Linked DNA regions of Mus musculus: region 2 is linked to region 1. Evidence: chromatin loops called from intact Hi-C (ENCODE). Cell type or tissue: left cerebral cortex. All regions are shown on one strand. Each heading gives the region's core, and the rest is flanking DNA. Links, peaks and the distances in the headings are about the cores only.

What was found. Peaks named below come from ENCODE experiments on the same cell type or tissue, not always from the same donor. Only the 100,000 strongest peaks of a DNase experiment are listed, where the experiment ranks them.
Region 2: it touches region 1 in a loop (6-fold over the local background); 1 of 42 quality-filtered maps calls a loop at or near these places.

What each region holds. Positions count from the first base shown.
Region 1 is chr2:27,094,104-27,100,029 of GRCm38, forward strand. It overlaps Adamtsl2 (ADAMTS-like 2), which reads left to right. Exons shown (of 19, transcript NM_029981.2): 11 at 1,300-1,669; 12 at 4,503-4,600. Among named protein-coding and RNA genes, the nearest start is that of Gm36882, 5.7 kb to the right of the region's middle. In left cerebral cortex, for the core only: no CTCF peak of the experiment used is centred there; DNase peaks (open chromatin) are centred at 2,458, 2,763, 3,324, 3,955 and 1 more place; H3K27ac peaks cover 3,622 bases.
Region 2 is chr2:27,222,561-27,228,486 of GRCm38, forward strand. Sardh (sarcosine dehydrogenase) reads right to left here. Exons shown (of 21, transcript NM_138665.2): 11 at 5,684-5,825; 12 at 4,517-4,600; 13 at 2,409-2,522. Among named protein-coding and RNA genes, the nearest start is that of Sardh, 22 kb to the right of the region's middle. In left cerebral cortex, for the core only: no CTCF peak of the experiment used is centred there; DNase peaks (open chromatin) are centred at 754, 2,465 and 4,208; H3K27ac peaks cover 655 bases.

The DNA.
Region 1 (5,926 bases), core at 258-5,257:
TCTCAGCTTCTTAGCTACTCAAATCCCTGTATACTGTGCTGTGTTTGCAGAGAACCTGCATTGATCATCAGAGCTGACCCCAGTACTAGATGCAGTGTGTGTGTACTGTGGGTAGCAATTGACTTTAAGTCAATGCAAGGTGACACAGGATGGAACTGGTATATCAGTGGGTTAGATACTTCTCTCGTTGATTTGACAAAATGCCGACTAAGCAACCCCAGGAAGGAGGGGAGGTTTTATTTTGGCTCCCAATCCCAGGAGATACTTTCCATCATGGCGGCAGGAGCTTAAGGCAGTGGGTCACGTTGCACCTGCAGTCAGGAAGCAGAGGGAGAGAAAGGAAGCTGGTGTTCACTGTCTCAATTGACCTAATCTAGATAACTCCTCATAGACAAGTGTAGAAAGCTTGTCGCCTTGGTGACTCTAGAGCCTGTTAAGTTGACAATCAATATTAACTGTCAAAATCTGCTTAATATAGATATAAGTCTTCCTCCTCCTCCTCCTCCTCCTCCTCCTCCTTCTTCTCTTTCTTCTCCTCCTCTTCCCCTTCCTTCTCCTCCTTCTGTGAGACTAGAACTTGCTGTGTAAACCAGACTGGTCTCAAATTCATAAGACATCCATCTGTCTCTGCCTTTGCCTTCCCAGTGCTAGGATTAAAGCTGTACGCCACCAGACCCAGACAGCATGAAATTCTTTTTCAAAATATTTGGACCCTTCACCCTCTGATTCTTAGGATGCAGACCCCACATTTGCTGAGGGTGAACCATATATGGCTGTCTGAGTCTGATGGAAGAGATGGGCTTAGAGAGAGGAAGTGATCTGCCAGCTCTTCTACCCTGTGGCTCACTTGGGTAGCACTGGGCCTAATGGATGTTGCTGGGGGTCCTGGGTGTGTTGCCTCACACATACTTCTTTCCTGTGCTGGACTTTTTGAGGTTTACGTGTCTGTGTTCTCTCTTCCTAGCCACGCACCAGTCATTTAAGATTCAACCTAAATCCAGGTTATATTATTTCATGAGCCTATAAAGATCCTCTTTCCAAACCAGATCTGATGCAGAACTTCCAGCCGAGCCTGGGCTTTGGGGACACTGCCAAACCGTCTGCAGTGATCATTGGGTTTCCTATCATTCGATGATATTGGTGTCTTATGGAGAAGAATCTGGGGACTCCTGCTTTTTCCCTGCCCCATGAATTCATCCTGTTCATGTAACTCACCTGTCACACACAGGAATGTGTGGGAGTAGGAGGGACAATCAACACAAGAGCAGCATGGCTGTTGAAACACCTGTCTCTCTGCAGACCACAATGCCACTGGGAGAGCTTTCTCCGCGGACAAGGATGACCGGGAGATCAGTGCCCATTTCACCTCCCACGAGCTTCTCTCAGCCAACACCATCTCCGACCAGCTCTTGGGCACAGGCTCTGAATCAGAAGAGTTCTCACTCAATGAGACCATGAATAGCATCTTTGCCCAGGGTGCTCCCAGAAGCTCCCCAGCTGAGAGCCTCTATGTGGATTATGAGGAGAATGAGGGGCCTGCTGCCTACTTGATCAATGGGTCTTACCTGGAGCTGAGCAGTGACAGGATCAACACCTCCTCTGAGGCCCCATTCCCCAACACCAGTGCCAGCCCCCCCAACTTGGCTGGGAACAGGACTCACAAGGCAAGGTAAGAGGCACTTCTCCTTGCCCTATCTTACTGCCCTATGGAGTAGGAGTCATTGTAGAGGGATCTAGCTAGAAGGGCCAGGAGCCTGGAGATAAGTGGGAAAGCACGGGTAAGTGAATCTGACATGAGGTTGTGAGTCTGGATTGTTACGTATCTTTCTAAAAGGTTGACAGTCCAAATGTCCCCAGATCTAAATGTCCTAAATGGGAACCATGTTGCTAACAGACTTCTGATGCTGGGATGGACTCAACGTTTTTTATGCATAGAGCAGGGAGTGCTCACAACTACCATGAGTGTTAGGCTCTTGGGAAGGAGCTGAGAAGGGACTAGCAGCCACATAGTCCAGAATCCCTAAGCCACATTCCAAAGCGTCCATCTGTTCTTTCCCTTGCCCCCTTAGCCCTGTGGGACAGACTGGATTCCTAGAGTCAAGTCATTAAAACAGGTTGTCAGCACTCAGAAAAGTGCAGCTCAGTGAGATGCCCAACCGACTGCCATCAAAGGATGCTGCTGGTGGGGACCAAAGATGGTCTGGGGAGATAATGGGCTGAGGGAGGCCATGGGGGAAACTACCAAGCCGAAATAGCCACATCTCCGAGTGTTGTCCAAACATAGGAAGTCAAGTCTGCTCCGGGAGCCGGTGAAATCAAAGGGACAGCCTAGAAAGGAAGGGCTATTTTCATCTTCTAGAGAGGCTTCAAACAATCCCGGGAGGGGCTGTCACCAGACACTTTGGGATCAGGCGTCTGGGATGCAAAGGCACACTCTGAAGCCTGGAGGGTGGTAGGAAGAGAATTTCTGGTTCATTTATAAACAAACAGTCATTTCAGAGCTCTGCTCTCTGGGGATTTCAGGAGCCTGTGTCCCGCCAGGCACTGGGCAAGAACCCAGAAAAGTGGCCACCGGTGTCTCAGAAACCATCACCGCTGAGGAAAGGGCTCTTCCATATTGGGGTGGTGATGGTTTCCAGGGTGTGGCACTTTTGGTGCACCTTCCAGCAAGAAAACCTGATAGGTACGCACTGTGATCTAAGCAGCACCCAGCACCCCACACGTGCCGGAGAGTGGGTGTAGACAGCCCCTCCAGAAATACCTTTAGAGCTTAAAATCCAAAGGGTTATTTTGAACCTGGCGGCTAGCTCTTGAGTCAGGGATGAGTCATGCAGGCTGTGGCTGAGAAGTGTGTAATTATATAAAGATGGAGGCTTCCACACCAAGCACATCTTCTCTCTTTTTGTTTTTTTGGGAGGAATTTAAGGCTGCTCAAGGCAGTGTCAGGGGCCCAGGCAGCTCCAGTGTTATCTGGGTCGAGCCTTAAAGGATAAACTCTTCTCCCCAGTTTTCTCCCCCTGAGGGGTTTGGCCCACCCTCAGTTGGTGCTGTGAGTGGGTCCCACTGGGAGCTCAGGGCTAGGATCTTTTGCTTTGAGACGCCCTTCCCCTCCCCTCAGTGTTGAAGCTTTGTTTATAAGCAGAGAAGAAGGCAGAGCTTTCCCTGCACAGAGCCTGGCTTAAGGACCAGTTTGAGGCCCAGGAGAGGTGGCCCAGGCCCTAGCCTCCCTCCTTTCCTGCCCCCACCCTCCCCTTGAGAATTCATGGAGTCACATCAGTAAACTCATGACTGAGGCTCCTGTGGGTAGATCATTTCCTGGGTTCTCAGAGCGTGACGTGCTATCAGGACAGCAGGGTAGTGTTCGTCTCCAGAGCACTCTCTCGGGAGACAAGAGCCAATCTGAGCCAAATGCAGGCGCAATTCTTACCCACTTGACTAACAGTCCTTACAGATGTCTCTACCATAGATTCACACTGAATGGCTTTTAGAATGTAATGGCCTATAACATCCACAGTTCTCGAGTGACTGTGGTCCCCAGGAAAGAGTCTGGTCCATTTAAGTCCTGTGAAAGGTGGTACTGCACCGCCCTTAGGTAGCCCCTTTTAGTTCCAAAGAAAGAAGAGCTGGGCTATGCAGCCCAAGGGAGCTGTGGTGATGGTGATGGTGATGGTGATAGTGATGGGCTGCCTCCTCAACTGCTCTTCTTGGCTCCCAGGGGTTATGAGACTCAGAGACTGTGTTCTTATTTGAGTGGCCAGGTCTTGAAGCAGATAACCTGGGTGGAGATAACAGTGCAGCAGCGGCTTCCTCCCCCTGCAGAGTCCCGCATAGCCTGCACAGAGGGTGTTGAGGCTGGTTCAAAGAAGCTAACAGTCCTAACAATACTTGGCTTCTGGCCAAGAACCAGAGCTGTTAGCTGGCCAGCCCCCAGCGTGCCTCTTCCCGTCAGCTGGCCTGTGCAGCCATCGTGGACCTGAGCTGCAATGCAGTGTGGGGACGAGGCCACTCTCCCTCCTGCAGCTGGGCTTTGTGAGTTTGAAATTTGGAAGCTGAGTGGCTGGTGTCCCCATTCATCAGAAACCCAACTGAGGGAGGCAGCTGGGGAAAATTCTGGAAGCGCTCAGGCCCTAAGGGCTTTCTGAGATTCCTTCTGGGGTGGGAAGAAGGAATCTGCTAGCGTGTGCGAGAAGACGGAGTGAGAAGCTGGTGGATGTTGAAAGAGCAGTTAGAACACTGGTGAGTTCCCCATTGCTCAGCGTTCCTCTGAAAGAACAGGGTGCCTCAATGCAGAGTCTCTAGTACCTGAAATGAGAAGTACCCACGTCTGCTCATGGCCAACATGTATGTCTCCTTTTCTGTTCCAAAGGGTGGAGCCCTGGTTTACATGGAGGGTACTTGCTGGAGCCCAGGAAAATGTGTCTTTAAGGGGAGTGTGTCTTAGAGGCAGACTAAGCCTATAAGCACCCAGCTTTCTCACCACGCTCTGTTTGACCGTGTTTCAGGACCAGACCCAAGGCACGCAAGCAAGGTGTGAGCCCAGCTGACATGTACCGGTGGAAGCTCTCATCCCATGAGCCCTGCAGTGCCACATGCACCACAGGTACTGAGGCTGGGACCACGGGGACACCTCCTCTGAGCCTGCCTTTATGGTGATCGGGCTTAGCTGGAGACTCCCGCATTCATGTGAAGTCCCAAGCCACCCCCAAAGAGCTTGCCTAGCTTGATCTGGGAGGTAGGGTGGGATGGCAGGAGTCGGGGAGAGATCACAAAAGCATCCTTGATCTCATGACCTGTTAGGTGACAATCAGGTCCAGGCCTCACTGGTTAGCCCTAATTATTCTCTGACACCTCAGGAGAGGGGCTTTTCAGAGTAGAGATGGGCATCTTCACTCTGCGGTTTTGCTCATACTGCATACTGGCCCTGACTGAAAACACACAACGCTGCCCTGTTCCTAACAAATTGGAAGCAAACAAACACCATACCCCATATCATACCCCAGTCTCTCGGGAAATTGCTACTGACCTCTGCCCACGACTACATTGTACCATGGCAAAGGTTCTTGTGGGATAAATGGAAAGGCACCATCTGCCTGGTCCAAATTCGTCCAGTGAATGCCATTTCTGCAGCCCTGCTGTGGGATTCTGAGGTAAGGCTGAAGCTGGTCCTAGCCCAGGAGCAGCCAGTCCACTGGCTCCAGCAGACAGATGAACCCTGAGACCCGTCTTTCACAGGGATGGCTTGTCAGGACCAAACATTTTAGCAGCTGTGTGGCCTCTGCTCTTGAAACCTGTTGAAACTGTGTATGGGCATGCTAGCCCATGGTCCTTCTAGCCATCCTGGCTGTGGGACCTACCATGTGCTGTGACTATGAGAACTTTCTGGAGGCTGGAGAGGTGACAACACTTGAGATGTCTCCAGGTTGAGGTAGCCCTGGTGGCAAGGTGCTTGATGAATGAGCCCCGGTAAGTGATGTCTTCAGGGAGAACATGACACCATTGTCTTTCAACACTTAGATGTACCCAGGTCAAGGAGCAGGGATGTTCTGTGCGTCCCACAGCCCAGAGCAGAAACAGGAAGAAAGGAAATAGGACAGGTGTGATACTGGGAAGGGATGAGCTTTGTCTCAGACAAAAGTGTCAGAAGGAGAGAGGCTCTGTGACCTTAAGAGGCACTGACCCATCTGAGTGACATGGAGTCCACACTGTGGACAATTCACTGCCTCAACACCTTCTGCCCTAACATCACTAGCTGTCTGGAAGACCTCGCTGTTCCCAGAGCTTAAATTTGCTATGTAAAACTGTAGCCATGCTGAAGAGGAGAGGCCAGGGTGTGGGATTTTCCAGATGTGAATGCACACAATGTCTGCAGATGTTCTGTAGAGAATCATGATTGCACCCACTTCTCTTCTCCTTCTCCAATGCTGAG
Region 2 (5,926 bases), core at 492-5,491, 130 kb after region 1:
TCCTGGTGACTGTGGGGCTTCCTTGTGGAGAAATGACATTGCCCCCAAGAACTTGCTGGGTACAGTGAATGGAAAGCTTTCATATAGATGAACTGGGTGCTGTGGAAATTATGTCTCAATAAAGCTGTTAACAACGAAAAGGAGTACACACCTCTCGCTGCCTCCTCTGAGGCACCGCTCAGCTGTGCCAACCTTACTTTCATTACTGAGGGCACAGATAGCGGTGGTGGGAGCCACTGCTATGGGCTGGACAGCCACTGTGTCTGGAAGCTGGACCTGTCTTCTTCTGTTCATCAGTAGTGAGATGGCTGCTACCAACTCTTGGTATCCCCAGGGCTCCGGAGTTCATAGCAGTACAGGAAAAAGCCTCAGAAATTCTCCTAGCATGGCCACAAAGAGCTCCTCATCACAAGGGTGACAGTGGAGGTCTCCAGTGCCACACCCATGGCTGAGCTGGGCATAGAAGCCAGCCTTTTAGACCTTGCAACTGGCTTCTGGGCAAACGCCAGACCTTGGCACAACATGCTGCCTCCTGAGGCCCCAGCTCTTCTGCCTCTCTCCAGACATCATTAAGGATCGCTCCCTGTCCACCAGGCTTTGAGGTGTCTTTTCTGGCACTGTGAGAGCTGCTGACCCAAACCCAAACAGTTCCCCAGGCTGACACTCGCTGTCTGCCTGGCTGGGGAAGCTGCCAATGTGGAGAACAAGTGTGTGTTTCATGCGCAGGGACTGTCTCTGGTGCAGTTGCGGAGGCTGGATGGAGCTGCTAAGCCAAATTGGCATCTTCCCCAAGCTTCCACACCCTCCAGGGCCAGGAGTCCCACAGGCTGTAGAAGCTGCAGGTGCCGAGGTGCCAGACGTAGCCATGTACACCCTTGAGGGGGTTGTGAGGACCGAGCACCGAGCTGGCCCTGCAACTGCTTTGCTCTGTGGAGCTCCTGACTTTTGCAACCACCTCAGAGAGCTCTGATCTGCTTTAATATCTGCTTGTCACAGAACCTTAGGGGAGAGTGATGGGAACAAATGGGCCTTTGCCTTCAGCATTGGCCACAACATGCTATTTGAGTCTGGAGAGACAGAGATACCAGTGACTTTGACTGTGAGGGGCCTGATGGCAGTCCCTGCCTGATATCTTCCTGATGCTTTGCCCACAGTCTAGGGCCAGGTTGAGAGCTTGGTTCTGCACCTACCTAAGATGCACAGTGAGACATCACATGCATGGGATCACAGGTGCCTCCGGCATAGTGACATACATGCCCAGAGACAACTTTAATTCTCAAAGGAGCTGGGAGACGTGGTATGGACATTACCATTGCTCAGTCTGTGTGAGCTGCCTGTGGGACACACGCTGCTGCAGGGATGCCTGGCCCCTAAGACTCAGCACCTCAAAACTCATAGGCAGAGAACCAAGCATATTGGGGGAGGACCACAAACTGCCTGGCCAGCTTCACCTGCCCACTTTTTGAGCCAATGAACAGATTCTAATGTTGCCATCATCCCAGCCCTGGTTTCTTCTGCTTTGTCCTTCCAGTGGCCTTGCGCACAGGGCCGGCAAGCCCACCTTGTTCTAGACCTACTCCAGAGTTATCTGGGAAGAAAAACCTTGGTTGATAAAATATCTCCATTCAGGTTGCCTATAAACAAACTTGTAGGACATTTTCTTGATTAACGATGGATATAGCAAAGCCTAGCTCAGAGAGGGCTGTGCTGTGCCACCCATGGTAGGTGGCCCTAAATTGTATAAGAAAGCAGACTAAGTAAGGTGTAAGGAGTGAACCAGTAAGGTTTGTCCCTCCATGGCCTCTGCTAATGTTCCTGCCTCCAGCTTCCTGCCTTGAGTTACTGACCTTCATGATGGACTACAGGCTGAAAGCTGGAATAGCCCCTTCCCTCAGGTTGCTTTGGGTCATTGTGTTTTATCAATAGAAACCTTAAAAGAGAGGCCAGCCTGGTCTACAAAGTGAGTTCCAGGACAGCCAGGGCTATACAGAGAAACCCTGTCTCAAAAAAAAAAAAAAAAAGAAAGAAAGAAAGAAAGAAAGAAAGAAAGAAAGAAAGAAAGAAAGAAACCTTAAAAGACAGCTACCCGAGCCAGCGGCCTCAATCCTACCTTTTGCTGCCCTCCAGCAGCAATACTGAAGGACCCTGACTGCTGGCAAAATTATAGTGCAGAGTAGAGAGGGAAAGAAAAACATTACATTGTTCCCACAAAACTGCTAGCTAGAGAGGTTGTGAACTTGTAGCAAGCAGAAGCCCCTCAGAAAGCAACCCCCCCACATGTGCGTGCAGAAATGACCACACACACACACACACACACACACACACACACACTGCATGCGCACACAGCTCAGCAGAGGCCCGTACAGGAGGGACAGAAGGCAGCTGTGGGCCCAGCTCAGGCTGCTTACCATGTGGTGGTGGGGTGGGAAGTCGAAGGTGTACTCATCGCCTAGCAACCTGCTGTAGGTGTAGTCCTTGTGTGCCTGGTTTCCGTAGGCCCCGTAGTAGTCGTAGTCAAGGACCTGTTACAGAAAATGAGGCCATCTTTCACTCTGCCTTCCTCTTCCCTCCCTGTTGTAGCTTGAAGGTAAAATGTCTCCCACAGGCTCACAAGTGAGCACTTGGTCCTCATCTGGTGATGCTGTTTGGGGGAAGATGGAAGGTTGAGACTTTATAGCCCAGTCCCACTTCCTTTCTGCTCCCCACGTCCTATCTGAAGACACAATATGACCAGCCGCCTCCGTTCCTACCACCATGTCTTCCCTACTATGACGCTTTGCCCTGCTGATATAGAGGCCCCCTTCCTTAACTGTATCCTGTGGCCATTTGGGCACAACAGTAAGAACAACATCTCACACACTCCCTCCCTTCTCTCTCCTCCCTCCACAAGCAGATACTAGGAAGAACATGACACAGGCCTGGTCCTGTCCTCCATAAAGCTCCCTCGGGGAACAGTTAGTGGATTTTAATGGATCAGGTAACACAAAGGTGCCTGTTCAGATAACAGCTTAATCCCTGCCTTACTGGTTCTGACTGGAGGATAGAGAAAAGCCTAGATACCAAGTGAGCTGGAGAGGAACTTGGGCAACTGTGAGTACTTCCGCCTGATGCTGGGACATCAGGGGAAGGGTGAAAGTGTGGGTAGGAGCCACCACAGAGATGGTGTCATGAAATCCCCACTCAAAGGGCCCACATAAACTCCCAAGGAGGGCCACCCATTCTTCAGATGGGGGAATCTGAATTCCAGGTGGTTAAATTCGCCCCAAGGTTTAGACCAAGCTAAGAAGCCAGGGCATGAAGCTAGGCAGGTATGACTGGTATCTGTGACTGTTCCTAAGAAACTCTGAGAAGGCACAAGTGTCTGGCTCCTCTCTACTGTCCCACCATCCCCTGAGATCTGTCACATGGGTCAGATGCCTTCCCTGTCCCCCTCCTCTGTGACCTCAGGCTCTGAGTGGCTTCCTCCCCACTGCAGAGGTGAATAAAGAATCTATGAATCTCTTCTTCCACAGCTGCAACTCTAACTGTAGGCTTCACTCACCTTTCAGGGATAAGAGCTGAACTCCGGGAACCGGGGATCTACCTTAGTTAACCTGTTATGCCCAGTGCCCCTGTCAGCCATGACATCTTTGAGGCCCTCCCCAGTATCTCTCCTTCTCCAGCCAAACATACTTCCCCTGGTCTCTGAGGCCCTAGAAGGAATATCCATCTGCTTTAACTCTACAAGGTTTTCCAGACTGGCTCCTGGGTAGGATATAAAGTCTTCTCACTGGAGGATCACGAGGCTTCCCATCCCACTAAGTACCTCTCCTTGCCTAAGACCTCCAGGACTGAGGCTCTGAGCCCACCCTGCCGACTCTGCCTCCAGGACCAGTGAGAGAAAAGGCCCTGTTACTGAGGCCCTGAGTTTGCCCTGCAGTGAGTCGTGGACCTGGCTAACTGAGAAGCCGGATGAGGGTCACGCTGTAACGCGATGGGGCTGATCTGCAGGAAAGGGTTAATTTGCACACAAGTGGGCCTCAAAGCCTCTGTAGTCTGCTCTCAGGGGCTGTTCCTAGGAAGCTCTGGGGAGACCCCTACAGCATCCCAGAGGCCAGCGTGTGGGATGGTTCAGTGGATAAACTGAAACACTGAGGCACAGTTCCTCCCACTAACAGCAGCTAACAGTTGGTGTTGCCAAATATACATTCTCGAACAGTGTGTGAAAGGGCCTGCATTCCTCCTCAGGGGGATCCTCCAGTCTGTCCACACTGTGAGTCTGTGCTGGCATCCAGGGCGTGCCCATGTGGGTGTGGAAAGCCGGGCCACTGCAAGCAAGCCTTTAAAGGAGTCTTACCGCTGAGGTGCTCAGGACTCTCTCAGCTTCCTGGGTGCGGACAACTGACCTGTCGCCACAGCCTGAGGCACACTGGATCAGCCTGACTTGGGTGGCTGGGAGGATGCTGAGATGGAAAGGGGTATGAGAGGCCCAGGGCCTCCCAGTTACATAAACCGGTGGCCAAGAGTCTTTGCTCACCTGAGCTGTTTCCTGGGGGTTGAACCATCCCGGCCGTTCCCATCCCTGTCGCTCTTGAAACACACAGCCTTGTCCAAGCAGCTCCTGGTGAAGACAGAGAGAGCCCATCACACAAGGCCAGACACCACACAGGATACGGAGCCAGGGCACCTACCACTCATACCCAAGAGTGCTCAAGGAAGCAGGTAGCTGCTCCTCCCCAGAGCTCCCACAGCGCCCTTGCCTCACAAGAATCCATAATCTAGAGAATGAGCTGCCATGTGCTGAGCTGTGCCTGCCCCCCAGCAGCACATATACTGAAGCCCAAACCACTAGTCTCATAGTCCAGAGACTGAGCCTATAGGGAGAGCATTGGGGTTAAATAAGATCAAAGAGTGGGTCCCAATCCCAGAGTGCCAGTCCAGAGAAGGACCTGCTGGGATGTGCTGTGCTCTAAAGAGGACATAGCAAGACAGTGGTTGTCTGCAGCCAATAAGGCTTTAGTCAGGAACCATGTCAGGGACAACTTGATCTTGAGTCTTCCAGAAAACAGAGATGGTATCCCAAGAAGACTGTGGTGAGATGTCTGTCTCTCTCTATGCTCAGCCTGGCTGCTCTGATACATGCCTGTACATACTCACCATGCCCTCTACCACCCAGACCCCACCTCCTGCACTGCTGCAGCCCTGGGGCAGACACCCATGTCCATCCGTCCATCTGTCCGTGTGTGTGTGTGTGTGTGTGTGTGTGTGTGTGTGTGTGTGCACATCTGTGTGGAGGACAGAGAACAACCTTGGAAGTTCCCACATGCCATCCACCTTGTGTTATGAGAGAGGGTTTTTCATTGAACCTGAAGCTCACTGACTAGGCTAGGACCCTCCTGTCTCTGCCTCCCCAGTGCTGGGATCACTGAGGCACAAGGCCCATTTTTATATGTGGGCTCTTCATGCTTACATGCAAACACTGCACCACCTGAGCTATCTCCACCACCCGGAGGCTGCTTTCAGGACATCTGTCTCTCCACTTGGCCTAAAGCCCCTGTGGAAACTAGTCTCTTCCACCCAACCCTGCCACAGCACCCGACACAGACCTCAGGGAGCACAGCCCTACAGTAGAATATCCCACAAGTGTCTGTCACCCCAACCGCCAAGGCCCTCCAGGCTCCTCAGGTTGTCCGTGCCTGCATACCTCATGCAGGGGGTCTCTCCTCATGTTGCGTCCTGCCAGTGGCTCATCGTGTGGGAAGACAACCGAGTAGTTCTTGGCATAGGACTCATGGCTGCGCTCTCGGATCCAGCGGGTGTGGTCCGTGAGCGAGTGATGGAAACGCCTGCCACCAATATAAAGAGGATGGATCACCACTTGTGGACAACCTGTCAAGGATCCAACCTGCACCAAATCTGGGCCAGGGTTAGCCTCTTTACTCAGTCA